Linked DNA regions of Mus musculus: region 2 is linked to region 1. A link is a loop called in an ENCODE intact Hi-C map of the cell type or tissue named here. Cell type or tissue: gastrocnemius. All regions are shown on one strand. Each heading gives the region's core, and the rest is flanking DNA. Links, peaks and the distances in the headings are about the cores only.

Evidence for each region. Hi-C counts contacts between places; a loop is a spot of excess contacts. Peaks named below come from ENCODE experiments on the same cell type or tissue, not always from the same donor. Only the 100,000 strongest peaks of a DNase experiment are listed, where the experiment ranks them.
Region 2: a loop joins it to region 1, with 4 times the contacts of the local background. A loop is called at or near these places in 2 of 42 quality-filtered maps.

What each region holds. Positions count from the first base shown.
Region 1 is chr7:70,636,443-70,646,104 of GRCm38, reverse strand. No RefSeq gene overlaps it. Among named protein-coding and RNA genes, the nearest start is that of Gm35894, 54 kb to the right of the region's middle. In gastrocnemius, for the core only: no CTCF peak of the experiment used is centred there; a DNase peak (open chromatin) is centred at 4,727; H3K27ac peaks cover 1,159 bases.
Region 2 is chr7:70,353,569-70,363,230 of GRCm38, reverse strand. Nr2f2 (nuclear receptor subfamily 2, group F, member 2) reads left to right here and starts at 2,638. Exons shown (of 3, transcript NM_009697.3): 1 at 2,638-3,343; 2 at 4,941-5,468; 3 at 8,300-9,662. The coding sequence starts at 2,902. The coding sequence ends at 8,574. In gastrocnemius, for the core only: no CTCF peak of the experiment used is centred there; DNase peaks (open chromatin) are centred at 4,201, 4,827, 4,969, 5,313 and 5 more places; H3K4me3 peaks cover 8,000 bases; H3K27ac peaks cover 7,918 bases.

The sequences.
Region 1 (9,662 bases), core at 956-8,955:
TAATCACCCCAGCTTCACAGAGTTCCTGAGAAAGAACTTTCTCAGCTTCTCAAAACCTTTCAAAATCCCCTTGTGTTGTTTTTAAAGGAAAGTTCGAAGTGAGATCCTGACCTTCCCTTTATCATTCTTTGATCACTTCTCAGAGTCATGTCTCACAGCAAACTGAGCCATAAGATGCCTGACTAGAAAACAAAATGATATTCAATCTGCTGTAAAATGTGCTGGATGATCTTAAGTGATCATAATTAAGATGACAAAGCTTTTGTTTGTCCCAGACATAGGCCTACATGCACACATATTCACATATATTTATGCATGTATACACATAGACACACACATGTCACATATGCATAGACACATATCTTCAAAAAGGTTTCCATCTGGAGTGCCACCATTCTGTTCTGATCTCCTGGGAACATCGGTTCTCACATAGGAGGGCCTAGCTCTACCTTTCCTAAGGCCCTATGTAGACCACACTTTCCAGAACAAATGTGTCATAGACTGACTGAAGGTCTCCATTCTCCATGTCACAAGTGCAACTAACATCTCCAGTTTTGGAAATGAATATTCAGTGAGCCTCATGTTGCAGGCCTTTACTCCTATTAGCAGGAAGAGGGATCTCCATGACCAGACATTGCTATTCAACCACTTACTAGCTTCAGGAGGAAGGAGAAATTGTAAGTATGTCCTTGTGTGCCCTTCTAATATACAACGGGAATTGAAATTAATCTAACTAGTCTGAAGGAGAACGTCAATGCCAGAGTGATCAGTTCTAGATACAAAACTGAAAGAGGAATAACGGTGAAAATTGACGGTTATTTTCTATCTAGTTTTAGGTTGGAAAACCATTTTTGAAGATGTATTTGATCATTAGAATTCCATATACTGCTGAGACTAACTGCTTAACTCTTTAAACACCTCCAGAGAAAGTGATATGCACACACACACACACACACACACACACACACACACACCCCTACCTGTATGGCAGATGAGGATTTATAAACAGAGTAAATAGTAGTCCTACCTTTGTATTTCTACCTCAGTTATGATGACCTTGCAAGGCACAGTTGATTGGTTGTTTTAGGTTTTCAGTGTTAAACCTTTTAACCAGAGTAACTAAGATGACACTTGGGACGACTCGTCTTGAGTGCATGGAGTTTCGGGGGTTCTGTTTCTGTCAGAACTGTAACTTTGTTGGGCCAATGCTGAGACAAAGTGTTTGGATCCCCTTTTCATATATTAGCAAGATGATAAACATTAGGCCTCCATGGCCTCATGAGTGGTGCATATTCAAATACTGCAAAAAGAAACCCTTAGGTTGTTACTAAGAAGTAGTGATTGGCACTGGAGGGATGACTCAGAGCTTCTACAGAATAGTTGTAATAATAAAATATTCATGTTATCACATACATCCCATCAAAATGGATGGATATTAATGTCATTCTAATACTTTTTTTTCTACGAAAATAAAATTTTAATTAAGGCGGAAAAACATTGCCTGAGGTAAGCTCAACTGTTTGAAATTATTAACTTCCTGGCCACTTGTTGCTAAACTACGAGACCTGTAGAAGGAAAGAAATTAAGGACTCCAGGGATTAACATGGTTTTGAAAGCTGCATCCCCTCCTCCTGCCTTGGCCTTTTCGATACGGCCAGCTAAGCTATAACTATTTTTCTCCACTCTGTCAGAGTCCAGCTTGGAAGCTTTTTTTTAAATAACTGGCTTTTCAAGATGCTTCTCCTCAGAGCCTTTTTATTTGGCTACAGTACCTAGAAGCAAATTTCTCCCAGTTGCTCAACAGTCCAACGCCTCCCTGTCTTCACCGCTGAAGCATTTCATTGCTGTCTCATGGACAGGGTGGTGTTCTGTTACAGTGGCCTCAATAGCTCTGTGCTTCCTAGCGCACCGATTAGCTTGTCAGTCAGGGCCTGGGGGAGGCAGTGTAAATCCCAGAATACCAGGGGCCAAGAGTTTGAACAGGGAGGAATGTGCCCAGGCCCTGTGGTTGCCTACCACCTGTTGCTCAGCAACATGTGCAAAGTGAATTAACTTTTCTGCTACAACATGCCTTAAAGGACACTTGCAATGGCAGCCTTAAGCTTTCAGAATATTTTAACCCATTATCCAAAATCCACCCCTCCTGATCTGGTACTGCTTCTGGGACTCCTTGAACGGCTAAGTTTGACAAACAGGTTGGCCATGGTGAGGGGGAGGGCGTGCTAATTGGGAAAGGCTACAGAGGGGAGCAACTGGTTTCTTGTTTTATTTTTCAAAGTCAACAGCCTGCCTGCTTCTTGATTACACATTAATGGAAAACAGTTCCCACAGTTTAATGTGAGCATGCTGTGTGGGTTTCTGTATAGGGGTGCACGTCTACGGGCGTGCTTCTTTCTTCAACTTCCAATAGCGCCTTTGGGGTTACCTGGGGAGTCATAATGTGGGATTTCCTTGTCTGAAGGTTGGAAACACACAAGATAATTTAAAAGTAAAGAAAGGAAAGCAAGGCTGGCACAAAGGTTACTATGCACAGCTCGTTGGCTCCCATTCTCAACTGAGCTCCAAGAATTACTTAAAATGGGGATCAGATATATTTTATCTATTAACAGATAATTATAGGATGATATTCACACACACACACACACACACACACACACACACACACACACACACTTCAAATGTCCCAGCTCCACTAGGACAAGCTGTGAAATCAGCCACATCCAAGGTGTCAGCAATGTCTTCCAGTCTACCTCAAGAAATCATCTTACGGATATTTATTATCCAGAGCCATACCACCCTGACCACAAAAGGAAACCATGCTTAGTGCATTGAGGCACCACAGGCTGTGAAAAGTTTTGCTTTCAGCACTTAGAGTTTTCTCAGAAAACCTCCACAAACTCACCACAAACCACACTGTCAACTGGCAGGCTTCAGATAGGAACTGTTAAACTAATTCATTCATTTTAAAGGGATTTCTAGAGATACAAACAAAAGCTCCAAAGCCATGAGTAGACACATTCAAATTCAGAGGTGGGCATGGAAAACACACACACACACACACACACACACACCATGCACGCATGTACACATGAATGCACGCACACTTGCACACATACACACTAATACCCTCAAGTATGGGATTGGCTTAGTAATAGAGTAGTTTTATAGAATGCATTAGGCCCTTGGGTCCAGTCTCCAGTGTGGGAACAAAAGGAAAAGGAAAGGGAAAGGGAAAGGGAAAGGGAAAGGGAAAGGGAAAGGGAAAGGGAAAGGGAAAGGGAAAGGGAAAGGGAAAGGGAAAGGGAAGGGGAAGGGGAAGGGGAAGGGGAAGGGGAAGGGGAAGGGGAAGGGGAAGGGGAAGGGAAAGGGAAAGGGGAAGGCAAGGCAAGGCAAGGGAGAAGGGAAGGGAGAAGGGAAGGGAAAAGAAGGGAAGGTAAAAGAAGGGAAGGTAAAAGAAGAGAAGGGAAAGGAAGGAAAGGGAAGGGAAGGGAAGGGGAAGGGGAAGAGGAGGGGGAGGGGGAGGGGGACGGGGAGGGGGAGGGGGACGGGGAGGGGGAGGGGGACGGGGAGGGGGAGGGGAGGGAAAGGGTAAGGGGAGGGAAGGGAAAGGGGAAGGGGAAGGGGAGGGAAGGGGGAAGGGGAAGGGAAGGGAAGGGGGAAGGGGAAGGGGAGGGAAGGGGGAAGGGGAAGGGGAAGGGGAGGGAAGGGGGAAGGGGAAGGGGAAGGGGAAGGGAAGGGAAGGGAAGGGAAGGGAAGGGAAGGGAAGGGAAGGCTAGGCTAGGCTAGGCTAGGCTAGGCTAGGCTAGGTTAGGTTAGGCTAGGTTAGGTTGGGTTGTATTCCATTTCTCTATAAGCGTATTTTTCTAACTTTATACATCCTTTCAGAAACAGACTCAGTAGTAAAAATTCAAGCTTTCTATGTGGGCATAATGTACAAATACTACAAAATAGAATTTTTTTCTCCTGCAAGTGTTCAACTATTGGGAAGTCTACTTTCTTTTTTTTTTAAGCCCCTCAGCGAACTTTCATACATAAACTTAGAAGCAGCCACTAGAACGATAGAAGGGCCTTAAAATGTTCACTGTCATGAGGGGAGGGGAAACTGGGGGGGGGGGGGCGTGATCATCAGAGATAAACGAAGGGCAGTGCCACATCGATCCACTGTGATTCCATCACAAAGAGCCCCTGTCCCACTCCCTGGCAGGTCTCCTGTCAATAAATATCACTCCTGGAATCCAAGGTAAACAAATAACATGTTATATAAGTAGGCCAACATGCAGATATTAGAGCTATAAAGGGACACTTAGAACAATATCTTAAATTGTCTTATCAATATGCTCTTAAAATTTCTATTTAAAAAAAAATACCTGGCTGTACACACTGCAGTCTACAAGCCTTTCGTGATTACTGTTGTTCCGTGTATCACTTATTTCACAGACATGTGTGAACAGCAGTTTCTGACATCTAGCTGTAGTGATTCTCATAGCCGGTGAGTCCATCCTCTCGGAGTCAGAGCAGCTCAGGAATCAGCGAGTTACTCTGTTCCCCTGGCATTTCATGCCCTGCTGCAGCTCCAGCCTGTTTCCCAGTACCCGCTTCTTATGTACCCACAGTCGAAGTTTCTCAGACCCTCTGCTCACGCTGGCCCATCCCACAGCAGCCCACACAGAAACCAGGATGCTCATTTGCAGACTGTCAGGCTTCCCTGTGAAAGCCCAGATGGTCCCTGAAAGATCAAAACATTCGCAATGCGCTTTGAAGGAACGGCTCTAACGAAGCTGCTATGGGCTAACCTTCCGACATGGCAAGGATTCACCAGATGGCTAAACAGAGGACTTGACTTCCCAGAGCCTGACAAACATAACCAAACGTTAGGTTTACTTACTTCCAAAAAAATTAAATTTTCTAATTTCTGATATGATTTCTTGGTTATTTACATAAAAAATTGGAAAAAACCTCACCTTTTTTTTTCCTGAAGTTGGACCTAATTGCTTTTTTATTTACTTACTGATTGACTGGCTTACTGTCCTTTAATTTGGTGCTAAAGAGAATACCCAGGACATTACATAGGCTAAGCACATGCTTTACCATTGAGCCACACCCCATCTCCCAACTGAGCAGTTTAAAAAAAAGTAGTTACAAATAAGAACATACAGAATACGCGCGTGCATGCGTGTGTGTGTGTGTGTGTGTGTGTGTGTGTGTGTGCGCACACACACACACATTCCACCACTTGCTCACTTGTGTGACTCTACCAACGCTTAAGAAATTCAATCGCTGAGGTAACTGAACCCAGCAATCCCTTCTGGATGACACAAACATCTTATCCAGCTCATTAAGTACCACAGGCAACCTGGCCACACCAGGGACATTCCGTGCTCAAGATAACTCCAGGGAACACAAATTCTGTCACAGCATCCATTACATTTCATGTTCATTTTATTTCTTCTATATTCTCAAAGGTATCAGCGTGAGTCATCACGGCCTAGAGTTAACACAACAACGAGGACAAACAAGTGCCAAGACAGGCAAAAAAAAAATAAAACAAAACCCTAGGCAAGTCAAATCCATTCCTGCCCTGAGTAGCCAGATAGAGCTCGGATTTCAGGTTCATGTGATAAAAACAGAGTTCTCTCACCTGACAGCCACAGAGATCCAAGTGTAGATTTGCCAGTGAAGAACAAAAGTAATAAAAAAATAATCATCTGTGAGGTTATAGAAAACAGCCCAGGGGAAAATGTACTTCTCCAGCATAGGCCCATATGATAAGAAAATAGAGACAACATATATTTTCCTTCTTTGGAAATTGATATAGGAAAACAGGCTAATGAAATCTGATTAATATAAATTGTTTAGCTAATTATCTGGAGGACTTAAGGCTGGATTGATTTTAACTTCAGCATTATGATTACATGTGGCTTAGTGATGTGAATTTCTCATTCTGTACAAGGTTCTTGACGTGGTTGACAATTTTCAATACTCTTGCGATCTATCTAGTCTACTTTTTCCAGAGTTAGATACTGTGTATGTCACTTCCAGGTAGATGCTTCCTCACTCTTGGAGAGTCATCTGCAGATTTTTCCAGCAAACTCAGGTCCCCCTTTCAGAGCCAGCAGGGAGCATAGAAAAGGAATGGAGTGTGCCTAGACAGTAGAGAGCTACCAACAGTATCTGCTGCTCCTGGACCGCTGGAGTTTCCTGGATTGAGCTCAGACTCTATTCAGTAGCTGTGGCATCTTAATGATACAACCATGGAGCTGGGGGAGGAGCAGGAAAGAGTGCCGAGGTCAGAGAGTCTGATGCTAAGTTTATCTTACTTAGGATTGTGTGCGAAAGGTGGCTCAGATACCAACCATGGCTGGACGTCAATTGTGCCTCAGCTGTAAAATAAAGATAAATAGAACCAATTTTCAGAATTGCCATTAACGTACATAATAAGCACATATTCTTCGTGGCAGGTTCCGGATCTATGTTACTTACCCAATAAGAAGTAGATGAGAATGTTCAATTTTCAGTTCAGAAACCATACACACAACCCCAGAAATATACACTCACATATAAAAGCATCTATAACAGAAACACATATACTCGCATGTATGCACATACACACATATATACACATGCACACACATACATATTCATAGATACACATACAAGTACACATATAAACAAACACACACACATATATATATAAGCAAACACACATACACACACATGTGCACATGTATACACATCTATACATACTCATATACACACATAAACTCACATTCATTCACACATAGACACACAGTTCTAGAAATGGATATAAGTAAAATTTTATAAACTATTTTGCTGATGCATACGCTCGTCAGAATGTACAGAGTCCCACTCCCTGTACCCCTGGCTCTAACAATAGCACCTTAATGATACTAGAAAGTAATATTCTCCAGTATTTATCAGGGGACCCAGGTTGAATCCTCAGGTTATCAATGTAGATGCCATTCAAAGGAACAAATGAGTTGTTTTTAAAGCACATTCCAGGGAGGACTTAGGCATGCATGGGCCTGGGGCTTAGTGATGTATAGGTGTTTTCTTGTGTAATACGACAATCTCATGAGGCCATACTGACAAGGGCACAGGAGAAGTAAGAAAACGAACTGCAAGGAAGTAGTTTTCAAAGTCCCCTATCAGCTGAACAGAGTTTCAGAGGTTTGGAAACCACAGCCCACACCGGAAATACAGGTTATTAGTTTCTGCAGCTGTTGACCACGGGAGCCAGGTTAGATGCAAATCTGAGGTGTAAGACCTGTGCTGACCCTGCAAAGGTTACAGTGCTGACCCCATACAAAGAGACTTTGTACACCTTAGCACCAGGAGTCAAGAGACACAGAGGGGACCCAGGTAGAACCCAGAAGCAGGGGAGGTAACTCCATGGACATTCGCACCTGGCAGTTTGCGCTGTTTGCTTCAGGGTCCAGTGTAGCTTCTCCACGGGCCAGGCTGGGATAAAATGACTATCACACTTTATATGTAATATGCACTTCGGAAAAACCACAACTTTCTGGAAAATATCTTTAAAGAGATGATATAAACAGCCAACAAGCCTGTAAAAAGATGGTCATCCTCATTAACCATTAGAGAAATGCAAATCACAGCTATTATGAGATGTTATTTCACACATACCAAGATAACTAGCAAAAGAAATGGGTAATGATCACTGGCGAGAAGGGAAAAAACTCTGGCCTTACTGTATTGCTGGCAGGGATAGAAAACAATGCAGTTTTGCAATGCTTGAATGAGTCCAAGGAGAATTACCGTATGACTCAGAAACTCCTCTCCACTCCAATTATAATTTTAAAAAAGGTATTTAAACTAAAGATATGCATAAAATCACCAAAAGAAGTCCATCAGCTAATGAAAGAACTTTTTAAACATGACATATCCATACAATGGAATATTACTCACCAGTTTTTAAAAGTGTAGGGTTCTGATAAATGTCACAGTATGTGTAAACTTTGATTTTAAACATTATTTTGTAAGTGGAGAAATATCAGACACAGAATGATGATTTGTGCACGTTGGCAAATATATAACATATAAAAATCAAAAGTTGTGAGGATAGAGAGTCAAGCACTGGAGGTAGAGAGAGGGTACTAAGTCCCTTGTGGGTATGGACTCCCTTTGGAGAGATTGGAGATGTGTTTGCCAACCTAAACCTAATTCAGGAAGAAGAACTTCCTCTACTGCTTTCCAAGCTCTTCAGGTATCTTTCTGCCTATCGAGCTAACAAGCCCTATACCCTAGGTGAATCAGTCCAGGGCTGACATTTTGCCTACTGTTACAACCAGACTGAGTGTCAGAGCTAGAAGCTTAGGCACAGATTTAAACCTTCTGACGTCTTTCAGTTGTTATCTCCTCTTCCCTTTCACCCTTGGAACAGTTGCCTGGAACCGGTGGTGAGGACCTGTAGGCTTGTACTTTAACCCAGTGATGGAGGAGCAGTGTAAGCTGCCTTCTTTCCCTCTGAGAAGTGTATTTTCTTAAGCGAGGCCATGCTAACATCGAGCTAATGCTTGAGTTCCTCCTACTACTGTAGACAGGACAGGAAAAGCGTTCTCCACATGTTAAATCCAGCTTCGGACACCTTTCTCTCCAGACCAAAGGTTCTTTGAGGTAGGGGGTGAAAGGTCATCCTCCCACACTGGATAACTGGAGTCAACCAATTATAAGACCTCTGTGCATCTACAAAAGGGGTCTTTGAAGCCACATCAAAAGATGTTATGTGAACAATCTACAAGAAGTATAGTCAAGAGAATGAAAGGACATTCAGGACAGTGTGGAACAGTCGGCATAGTAAAATTCTAATGTAATAACGGGCAAAAACAAAGTTTTTAAAAGCAACAAATAAACTATGAACTATCTGTCTTCCAGTAGAGTGCACTTTATATACATTTATTCTATATATTGAAAAATATAAAGATGTGCATACTGTCATTAAAGTATCTGAGCTCCATAACTCAGTTTGCAAACACACAAAGACCATGTGGAAAGTCAAGGCTTCCCCAAACTCTCAGGAATGCATCTCTATTTTCTGTATAACTTGGAAAATTAAAACTGCTGCCATGGAGATCAGTTTGATGTCTCGTATTTTTCGTTTCATTTTTCTTTTCTTCTCTGTGGATCTCATCCAAACCAAACACAATGATACGGGATTTGTCTCACCCTTAAAAGACAGCTGTCAGATATGAGCCTCCAGCATAGGGAGTTGAGTCAGTGTGTCTCTGGGTTAAAGATCGCAGAGCTAGTCATAATTCTAAAATGTCCTCGAGCACTGAAGAGAGGGGTTTGGCCGGCAAAGTATTTGCCATGAGGACAAGAAGGCCTGAATTTAGATCCCCCAACACTCACATATGAAGGTGCATTACTGTAATATCATCCGTGCTGGAGACCCAGAGGCACGAGGGTCTAGCTGAATAGGGGAACTCCAGGTTCAGGGAGAAACCCTGACTCAGAAAAAAGTATGGAGAAAGATCGAGGAAGTCACTCAATGTTGACCTCTGACTTAATAGGCACATACACGTGTGGGCTCACACGTGAACATGATCATACATGTGGGAGCACACACATACACACACACACACAAATATATATATGTATGTATATATACACACACACATATATAT
Region 2 (9,662 bases), core at 1,186-9,185, 280 kb after region 1:
GTATTCCCTATTAAAAACAAATTTCTCATACAATTATGGAATTCTCACAATCAACTAGCGGGTCTAAATCAAACAGCAAGTTTAGTCAGTAGAATATAATGTGTCCTGGAGGTTGGTTATAGAACTATATATGCTTTATGGTTAAAACTGAGGCACAAAGTCAAAGATACATCAATATCATTGGTTTGAGCGTCTTGAGATGAATGACACGGACAGTAGGGTTTGTTTGTTTTTCCTGCAGTGGCTGAGGTAGACTATGGCGTGTTTGTGGCTCTTATGAGTTATGCTGGTATTATTGCCATTTGGAGCAGGCTCGCTGGGTGTGTTTTAATGACTATATGAGTATTTAAAGAGAATTTGAACAATGAAGTCCATATTCAACTGTTCTATGACCTAGAAGCGTCGTCTTGGACGTCTTTGTCTGGGTACATTGACAAATGTGCATCTGATACATGTGCGTTTACATGTGTGTACAGAGGGTGTGCACAGGCAAGGCTGAGAGGCTGCCTCCGCCTGTCCATCAGCGGACAGAAAGGTCTTTCTCCCTCTTTTCATGACCGGGTGTGTGACAGGTCACTGGCTGGCCAGTTAGCTAAAACCAATAAGAGAGGATAAAGTTGAGAGGAATTTATTTTAATTGCATCATAACAATGAGGTGAAGTCTGGTGTTTCTCAGCATCCGAGATGCTTCATTTGAGCATTTAAAATGTCAGGCCACAAATCTATAAAATATTAGCCCTCCAAAGAAAAAGGCAAATATCGAACGGTTTCTTTTCCTATAAACAAACAAACAAACAAAAAGGAGCTACCAAGCCGAGCAAGTGATGGGAATTCATTAAGCAAAGGATTTGCCACCCTTCGGATCTAGCCAAATCTTTGGTTTGCAAGCCCAGATCCCGGCACCTTGCCACCTCCGCTGCGTACCCCTCTACAAAGAAGGGGAGAGCATTATTCAGTCTTTTGGAATAGTGGGTTCTACATAATGCGCCGGGAGTCCCGGGTGGACCGCGAGCGGCGCATTTAGAGGCATCGCCAAGTTGCGAGAGACTAAGTCTTTGGCTCCATCCTCAACCCCTTGCGGAGCCTTTAAGAGTCGTAGTGTGTGCGCCGCGCGCTAGTCTTGCCGCCAGGGCGGAAACCACTGTGCCCGATGCGGGGCGGCCGGGGTCCGCGCTCCGGGGTCCACCCGGGCCCATCCCCCTCTCTGTGGCCAGGACCGCGCGGCCACCCGTCCCCGCCCCCCTCCGTCCCCGCGCGCCCCGTGCGGCTGTCTCGACGCCGCTCGCGCTAGGACCGGGCTGCTCCCGCTGCCGCCATGGCGGGGCCGCTGCGCTCCGGCCAATGACGACGAGGGGGCGGCGCGCGCGCGCCGGGCCAGGCCAACCCCGGCGGCTGCCTTATAAGGCGCGCCGTCGCCATGGCAACGTGCGCTAAGTTGCAGCAGTCGTGTCAAAGTTCACTATATAGAGAGCTCAGTGAGCTGATCGCGGAGAAGCCACTTCTGCCAGCCCCGGCGCCTATAAATCGCATTCCCTCCCGCGCCCCCCTTTTTAGCATATTTGATCACTTTGATTCTGCTCTTTTCTCTCCGCGGTGTGTGCGTGCGTGCGCGCGTGTGTGTTTTCTTCTCCTCCTCCTCCTCTGCCGGAGTTGCCTCCTTTCTCCGGGTGCCGCGCTGCTCTTCCCTCTTTCATTCTTTCTCTCCGTTTCTCCCCCCTCTGCGCACGAAGGATGCGCTTCTAGGTGCTGATCTGCCCTCCTTTCTCTCTTATCATCTCTCCCCCGCCGCCGGCGAGTTGACTCTTTCCCTATGTGTGTGAGGCGGCGGCGGCAGCAGCAGCAGCAGCAGCAGCAGCAGCGGCTCCACCGGCGGCGGCAGCAGCGGCAGCAGCAGCGACTCCACCGGCGGCGGCGGCGCTAGACGCAGCGGCTCCGGGCCCGACCCGGAGGCTTCGGCGGCGGCGGCGGCGGCCCGGGCGGCCCGCGGAGAGCAACGAGCGGCCTCCGAGAGCGGCGGCGGCGGCGGCGGCGTCCGGAGCGAGCGCGGCGCGCGCCAGGCGCCCGGGGCAGGAGGCGGCGGCGGCCCAGCGCCAGGACGACGCCGCGCAGCGCCGGACGCGGACCACTTTCATGCTGATTCCCCCGGACCCGGGCAGAGCTCCGGCCACTCCGCGGGCCGCCGGCCTCCGCCCCGGCCTGCCTGGCTCCCAGGGCGCGCCCGCGCCCGGCGCCTCCGCTCTCCCAGTCCTCCTGATTTCGATGGCTTTCCTGAATGGCTGACTGTGGGCTGCCCTGGACTTGGCCCCCGGACAGTCGCCTCTCCTTCTCCTTCTCCTCTTCCTCCTCCTCCTCTTCCTCCTCCTCCTTCTCCTCCTCCAACTCCTCCGCTGCACACTAGATCTGAGAGCGAGAGAGTGAACCAGAGAGGGAGAGAGGGAGGGAGAGTGAGAGCGAGCGAGATCTTTAGAGAGATTTTTTTTTTTTTTTTTTTGCCTCCTACTTCTGTCTTGAAGCCAGACAATCGACTTGCAGCTCTCCCTCCCCTCCCTCTCTCCACGTTCTGCTCCCACTCTCTTTCCCCTGTCCCCTTGCCCTCCCCTCTGGACGGAAAGCCCCCCGAAACCAACAAAGCTGAGCCGAGGGAAACAAACAAAACAAACACACCGGGCCAGACAAGCAATCGACAAAACTTTGCAAAAGCAAAAACAAAAAAACAAAAAAGGAAAAACTAACCAACCTCAAATCAACTAGCCCTGAGCCACCCGGGGCGCCCTCCCGCGCCCTCTCGCACCCTCGCACACACAAAAGGCGGCGCGCCGGAGCCCGAGACCCGGGAGCCGCCGCCACCCCGCCGCCGCCCGCAGCCAGGGGAGCAGAAGTCCGGACGCGGCCCCCATAGATATGGCAATGGTAGTCAGCACGTGGCGCGACCCCCAGGACGAGGTGCCCGGCTCTCAGGGCAGCCAGGCCTCGCAGGCGCCGCCCGTGCCGGGCCCGCCGCCTGGCGCCCCGCACACGCCACAGACGCCGGGCCAAGGGGGCCCGGCCAGCACGCCGGCCCAGACAGCGGCTGGCGGCCAGGGCGGCCCTGGCGGCCCGGGCAGCGACAAGCAGCAGCAGCAGCAGCACATCGAGTGCGTGGTGTGCGGGGACAAGTCGAGCGGCAAGCACTACGGCCAGTTCACGTGCGAGGGCTGCAAGAGCTTCTTCAAGCGCAGCGTGCGGAGGAACCTGAGCTACACGTGCCGCGCCAACCGGAACTGTCCCATCGACCAGCACCACCGCAACCAGTGCCAGTACTGCCGCCTCAAAAAGTGCCTCAAAGTGGGCATGAGACGGGAAGGTATCGGCCTCTCATTTCTTCCCCCTTCGCCCGCGGTCCCGGGGCTCTGGGTGCGTTTGGCTAGCCTGCTCTGGGTAAGGACTCAGAAGCCCCGAGCTCTCCCGGTTGCAGTCGGAGGGGATTTGGTACTAGGAACCGGGGAGGGGGGTGGGGGTCTGCACTGCAACCCAGATCAGCCCCCACCCCCATTACAGTCCGCATGCTTTAGTAGACTTTCCTTCTCCACTCTTTCTTCCTCTCCCCCTCTCTCTCTTTCTCCCTCTCCGGACAGCTTTTCCTTTCCTTTGCATTGATTGAGAGTTCATTAGAGTTCACCTTTCTGCAAGGAATGGGTTGTTTGTTGTTGTTTTAAAGTCCCCCCCCTCTCTCTTCCCTTTCTCTCTTTCCTTGTTTTTCCTGCATGTTCAACATATGTCCCTCCTCCTTACCCCTCTCCCCAACCCCCACCTTTTCAGAAAAAAAAAAAAACAACCTGAGATTGTACTTTTGTACAGGAGGTTCAAATTACAAATGGCAATTTTATGCACTTCGCCGTATTAACGCTGCCGCCTGGGCAGAGCTCATGTGACCCCTCCGTGGATTAACATTCTGCTTTAAAAAAATACCTCTTGTTTTCTTTTTTTTTCCTTTCACTTTTGAAACCCTGAGAGCACTGTAGGGAGTAGGAAAGTGTGGGCAAGGGGCCTTTGGCCGCTGCTTTCCCTCTGCGCCAGTTGGGTCTTTGTGATATAAAATTATCCCAGAGCCGGGAACAGTGCTCTACCAATGGCGCGCTCCGCGCCTGGGCGCGGGCTCCGGGTTGGAGCGAGCCAATGCCGGGGTTTCTTTGTGTTTCTGCGAGAGCGACTCTCCCGGTCCTGAGTCAGATAACAGCGGGTGCCTGAGCCTCGCCGGCTTTCTCCGGTCGTCACCGGCCTTGTCTGGGCTCCGCAAGCGCCCCACGTCTGCTCCCAGCCTCTCTCCCGCTTCCTCTCCTCTCTGACGGCCTCACTCTTTCTCTCTCCGCCCTTTTCTCCCTTGTCTCTCCTCCTCCGAGCTGAGCTCAGGGATCAGGCAAAGACGCCAGACCAAGACTCTGTCTCTCGCCGGGGTTTCCTTCCTGGGCTGGGGTTGAGGTTACAAGGTTTGGGGACAGTCGTTCGGAGGTGGCCACAGGCCATCTGGGGTAAACCTTAATGTCTTGTGCAAAAGCGTCTCACCCTCCCCCTACATTCCCGTCTCGTTCCTTCTCCAATCAATAAGAAATATCAGCTATTTAGCAGTTTTTAAAAAGAAAGAAATGAAATGAAACGAAAGGTGCCCTAAGGATATGCTGCACCTCGCTTACAGCTCCAGGGACCCCATTCAAAGTGACCAATTCTGGGTCCTCGGCGGACCAAGCCTAGATGGGCCTCACAGGCAAGTGTTGATCTCTGGCGAGCAGAGCTGGCCTGGGAAGTGATTTGTGAGGAGTGGTTGCCAGGCCGGCAGGCAGCAGACTCTTGTGTCTGTTTGTAGCAGGCCTGCTGTTCTGGGCCTGGGACAGGTTGGTGTCTTGTAGAAGGATGCGGGACCAAGGCTGATCATTAACTGTGGAGTGTCTCCTTTCCTCCTGCAGCTGTACAGAGAGGCAGGATGCCTCCTACCCAGCCTACCCACGGGCAGTTTGCCCTGACCAACGGGGACCCCCTCAACTGCCACTCGTACCTGTCCGGATATATTTCCCTGCTGCTGCGCGCGGAGCCCTACCCCACGTCGCGCTTCGGCAGTCAGTGCATGCAGCCTAACAACATCATGGGCATCGAGAACATTTGCGAACTGGCCGCACGGATGCTCTTCAGCGCCGTTGAGTGGGCCCGGAACATCCCCTTCTTCCCTGACCTGCAGATCACGGACCAGGTGGCCCTCCTTCGCCTCACCTGGAGCGAGCTGTTCGTGTTGAATGCGGCCCAGTGCTCCATGCCCCTCCATGTCGCCCCGCTCCTTGCCGCTGCTGGCCTGCACGCTTCACCCATGTCAGCCGACCGGGTGGTCGCTTTTATGGACCACATACGGATCTTCCAAGAGCAAGTGGAGAAGCTCAAGGCACTGCACGTCGACTCCGCCGAGTATAGCTGCCTCAAGGCCATAGTCCTGTTCACCTCAGGTAGGAAGGAGACCTGTTCTCAGGTACCCAAGAACTCCCAGGGCAGAGTTAGGGACTTGGGGAAAAAAATGGCCAGCCCAACTTGCCTCTTAAAAGACCAAAGTATGGAGTGCACTTTGAGGTGGGAACATGATATATCTGCTGGCTTGTCATGGGGTGCAGAAGAATTCCCCATGCATCCTTATGTATGGAGACATACACACACACACACACACACACACACACACACACACACACACACACACACACACACACACATACAGGGCCTTAGGGCCTCTCAGGCCCCTTCCTCTCATGCAATAGCCAACCTAGAATGTACTCTGTTGCTCCTGCCTGAACCCAGGTCCTCTGGGCCTATTTGGCCCCCAGGGAATCTCTTCAAGTTCTGGGATTTTTTTTTCTTGGCACCCTGGCTGGGACCTCAGGAAAATAGCCCTGGGCATATTGCAGCCCTGGCATCATCTCTGTAGGAGAAACTTTGTCCCTGCAGGGAGAAAGTTTGCCTGCGAAGTCAGTAGGAGTTGGGGCTCCAGGCAGCTCCAACCTGAGAGCAGCAATTTTTAAAATCACAATCTCATTAAAAATAATGCAGACCGTCAGGAGGTGGGGGGTGCTGTCAGAATGGGACAGGAGAGGCTAAAGGACTACCATAATTCCAGAATGTCTGCAGGGGGTTGAAGGCTGGCCTCTGGCTTCCCCTATTCAGGCAAACACTTCAGGCAATTTTGAAGCAACCCAAAGTGTGTGCCCACTTGGGCTGGGTCTGAGGGTCTGAATGTTGCTGGAGATATAAAACCATCATTGACTGCATTAGGAAATCTAGTTAGTTTGCATGTAGTTTAACCTGTGTGAGTAACAGATCTGATATTCATTAACTCTTGAGGCCCAGTGATGTTTGAAAAGTGTCTGGTTTTCCATTTCGGGCCACACCTGAGCCTTTTGGCTGCCTCCAGTCTCAGTACAGCCACAGCCCAGGTGGGTGGAAATGGCTCCCACCCCTCACAACTAAATTCTCAGCTGATTCTTTTGTCATGGGTGAGAAGCAAAAGGGGCCCCTGACTAAGAATAACAAACATTTGGACATTGGCAAGGCCTGGTACCTAGTCACTCACTCCAGATCTTTAACCTTATAGTCAGAAAGCTGGAAGAGACTGTGAGTTTATGGGATAAACTGATAGGAGGACCATAGTGTCTTCTTTATTATTTAAAGAAGTCTGAGAACTAAATCATTAGCTGAATGTCCTGCAGACTCATTCTCAACCTGCCGTCTTATATGAGAGTTAGTGTTTCACACACACACACACACACACACACACACACACACACACCAGGTCACCCCAAACTCTGCCTTCCAAAGTCCTCAGATAATCAATCAGAGGGCATCACTCCGGCCAGACCAGAGCTGTATGCAGAAGGTTGAATCTGGTTTATTCTTCTCATGAGCCTGTCCTATCTAGAGTGATTACTTGACACAAAATGTGGTGGCAGGCTAGTCCTCTCCCTTTGCCACCTCCACCCCTTCACATAACCTGATACTCAGCCTGTGTTCTCAGATGATGAAGGTGGCTGTTAATTTCTTGATATCATTGTTAATTCTTCCCCTTTCCCCCTTGGTCTTTCAAGGGAAGACATAGCTGGCAATGACGAAACAGTTTAATTTATTATTGTTTGCAAGACGTGGAGGCCTGTGTGGAGAATGCAGAGGGCCTCACAAAGAGATAAAGATCCCTGTTATCTGATTCAGAGGGAGACACACAGTTCTATCCAGGAGGGAAGGAGCCTTAGACAAACAGATATTTCATTCCTGACCACAGTCACCTAGGCATTCTGTAGACACATGAAGTCCTGGACACCGTGGAGGAGGATACATGTGTGTTCTGATGGTGGTGGTGACTGTTTTAATGATTCACAATATGCATGTCTTAACCCCAGTCTTGTCTGGGGAGCCCTGAAAGGTCAGGTCACAACCTGAACTGCCTTCACCAAGAAGCCTCTCATTTCAAAGGCACTTATGGCACTTATTGTAATTTCACATATCAGGAAAAGAAAGAAAGAGAGAAAGAAAGAAAGAAAGAAAGAAAGAAAGAAAGAAAGAAAGAAAGAAAGAGAGAGAGAGAGAGAAGTGTTTTCCTAAAGATAACAGGGAGGGGGGATGCTTCTTGCAGAGACCTGGGCTTAAAAAAAATAATAAAGGGGGGTGGGAGAAAAGGGAGAGAGAAGAAAAGGAGGGGAAAGAAACAGCTCAAATGAACAGAGAGATCACAGTTTGCATGGCTGACCTTCAATAGGCTAAACTGACAAGATCAGTTTTAAAGGGCCACTTAAATCAGTTTCAAAGACTGGAGAAAAATGAGTCGCCCTCTTTGGGGAGAATCTGAGGCAGGGTCTTGGACGCCATTACTGAAGGCTGGGCCAGGTTGTCACACCGCCTCCCCCCCCCCCCAATCCCCATGCACACTGTATAATAAGCCAAATTCAGAGGATGGGGGGAGAAGTATTGATGGTTGGGTTCTGTTTGTCTGGGTACTTTGCACCAATACACTGTCTTAGGCCTCCCAATGACCCAGCCTGAGGACTGGAGCCATGAAAGCCTGCATCACCCAAGCGTGTTTTATTTTAAAGTAAACACTCCAGGACCATCTCAAGCTTCGTCACCTCCCTCCTCCCCCTTGAAGTTTTTAGTGTATAAGCATTTTCTCCAACTCTGGATGGGGCAGTTTGACAGAGCACTGTAGGCACCTCAGGTGACCCATTTCCAACCTCTTAATCTGATGAATTCTCTCTCCCCCTCTTTCCCCACCTTTTTTTATTTTTTTTAAACTTTCTTCCAGATGCCTGTGGTCTGTCTGATGTAGCCCATGTGGAAAGCTTGCAGGAAAAGTCCCAGTGTGCTTTGGAAGAGTACGTTAGGAGCCAGTACCCCAACCAGCCAACACGGTTCGGAAAGCTCTTGCTTCGTCTCCCTTCCCTCCGCACGGTCTCCTCCTCAGTCATAGAGCAATTGTTTTTCGTCCGTTTGGTAGGTAAAACCCCCATCGAAACCCTCATCCGGGATATGTTACTGTCCGGCAGCAGTTTTAACTGGCCATATATGGCAATTCAATAAATAAATCAATCAAAATAAGGGGGAGTGAAACAGAGAAAGAAAAGGCAAAAGACTGGTTTTGTTTGCTTAATTTCCTTCTGTTAAGAAAGGATGTTACAAGTTTGCTAAAAAGAAGAGAGGGGAAGAATTTAATGGACTGTGAATTTCAAAAAGGAGAGAGAGAAAGAGAGAGACTGCCAAATGAACTTTTACAGAATGCATTAAAAAAAAAGAAAGAAAACAACTCCTGTGTTGGGCAGAACAACCTGCTACTTATCATTTTTGTATAAAAAGGAAATTAGTCTTTTTTTCTTTTTGGTAAATTTTTGAAAAATATTGCTAAAAGTGCATTTAAGGAGATTGGGAGAAAATTAGCAGAATGGACAAAGTAAGTCATTTTTTTCCAAATTATTAATTGTCCTGTGTCTATGTACCTCTAGTTGTTCTTTTTTTTTTTTTTTAACTTTTCTGGTTCCAAACCAGTTTATTCTGTGGTTCAATAATAAGTTTTGATATAATCTTGGCTTCTTAAAAACTGTGTATCATTAAAATATATGTTCTGCAAGAATTAAAACTGAGTCCATGAAAATAGCATAGGAAAACATAAAACTTTAAAAGGCAACTCAGAGATGGTGGAAATGCACTTACAAGTGGTGGCCAAATTGTTTTTTTTTTTTTTTTTTTAAGGTAAAGTTGAGCACTCTAATTAGCAAGCTGGGGGAATCACATCAACACTTAGCTTCCCCACCCCCACCCCATACCATGACAAACCTAGCTTTTTAAAAAAAATATTTTAAGAAACAGAAGGAACTGTGGAATTTATTGGCAGCCAAGGAATGTGTCCAAGACACAAGCTGAGGTTTTTGAATAAAAAGTGAACTTTTGTAATTTGAATTGGGTCCCCCCCCCTTAGTTCTTGAATTGTTATGAATCCTATATCTGTTTGTATATTTGCAAGCCCTTTGTATTATAATTGTTGATATTTCCCCTTTTTAAAAAATACCATTGAAATCAGCATGACAAAATAACACTGTTGGCACTTATAGGTAACGTGATTGATTCAGTATCTTAGAGTTTACAGTTTGTGTTTTTAAAAAACTGAAGGTTTT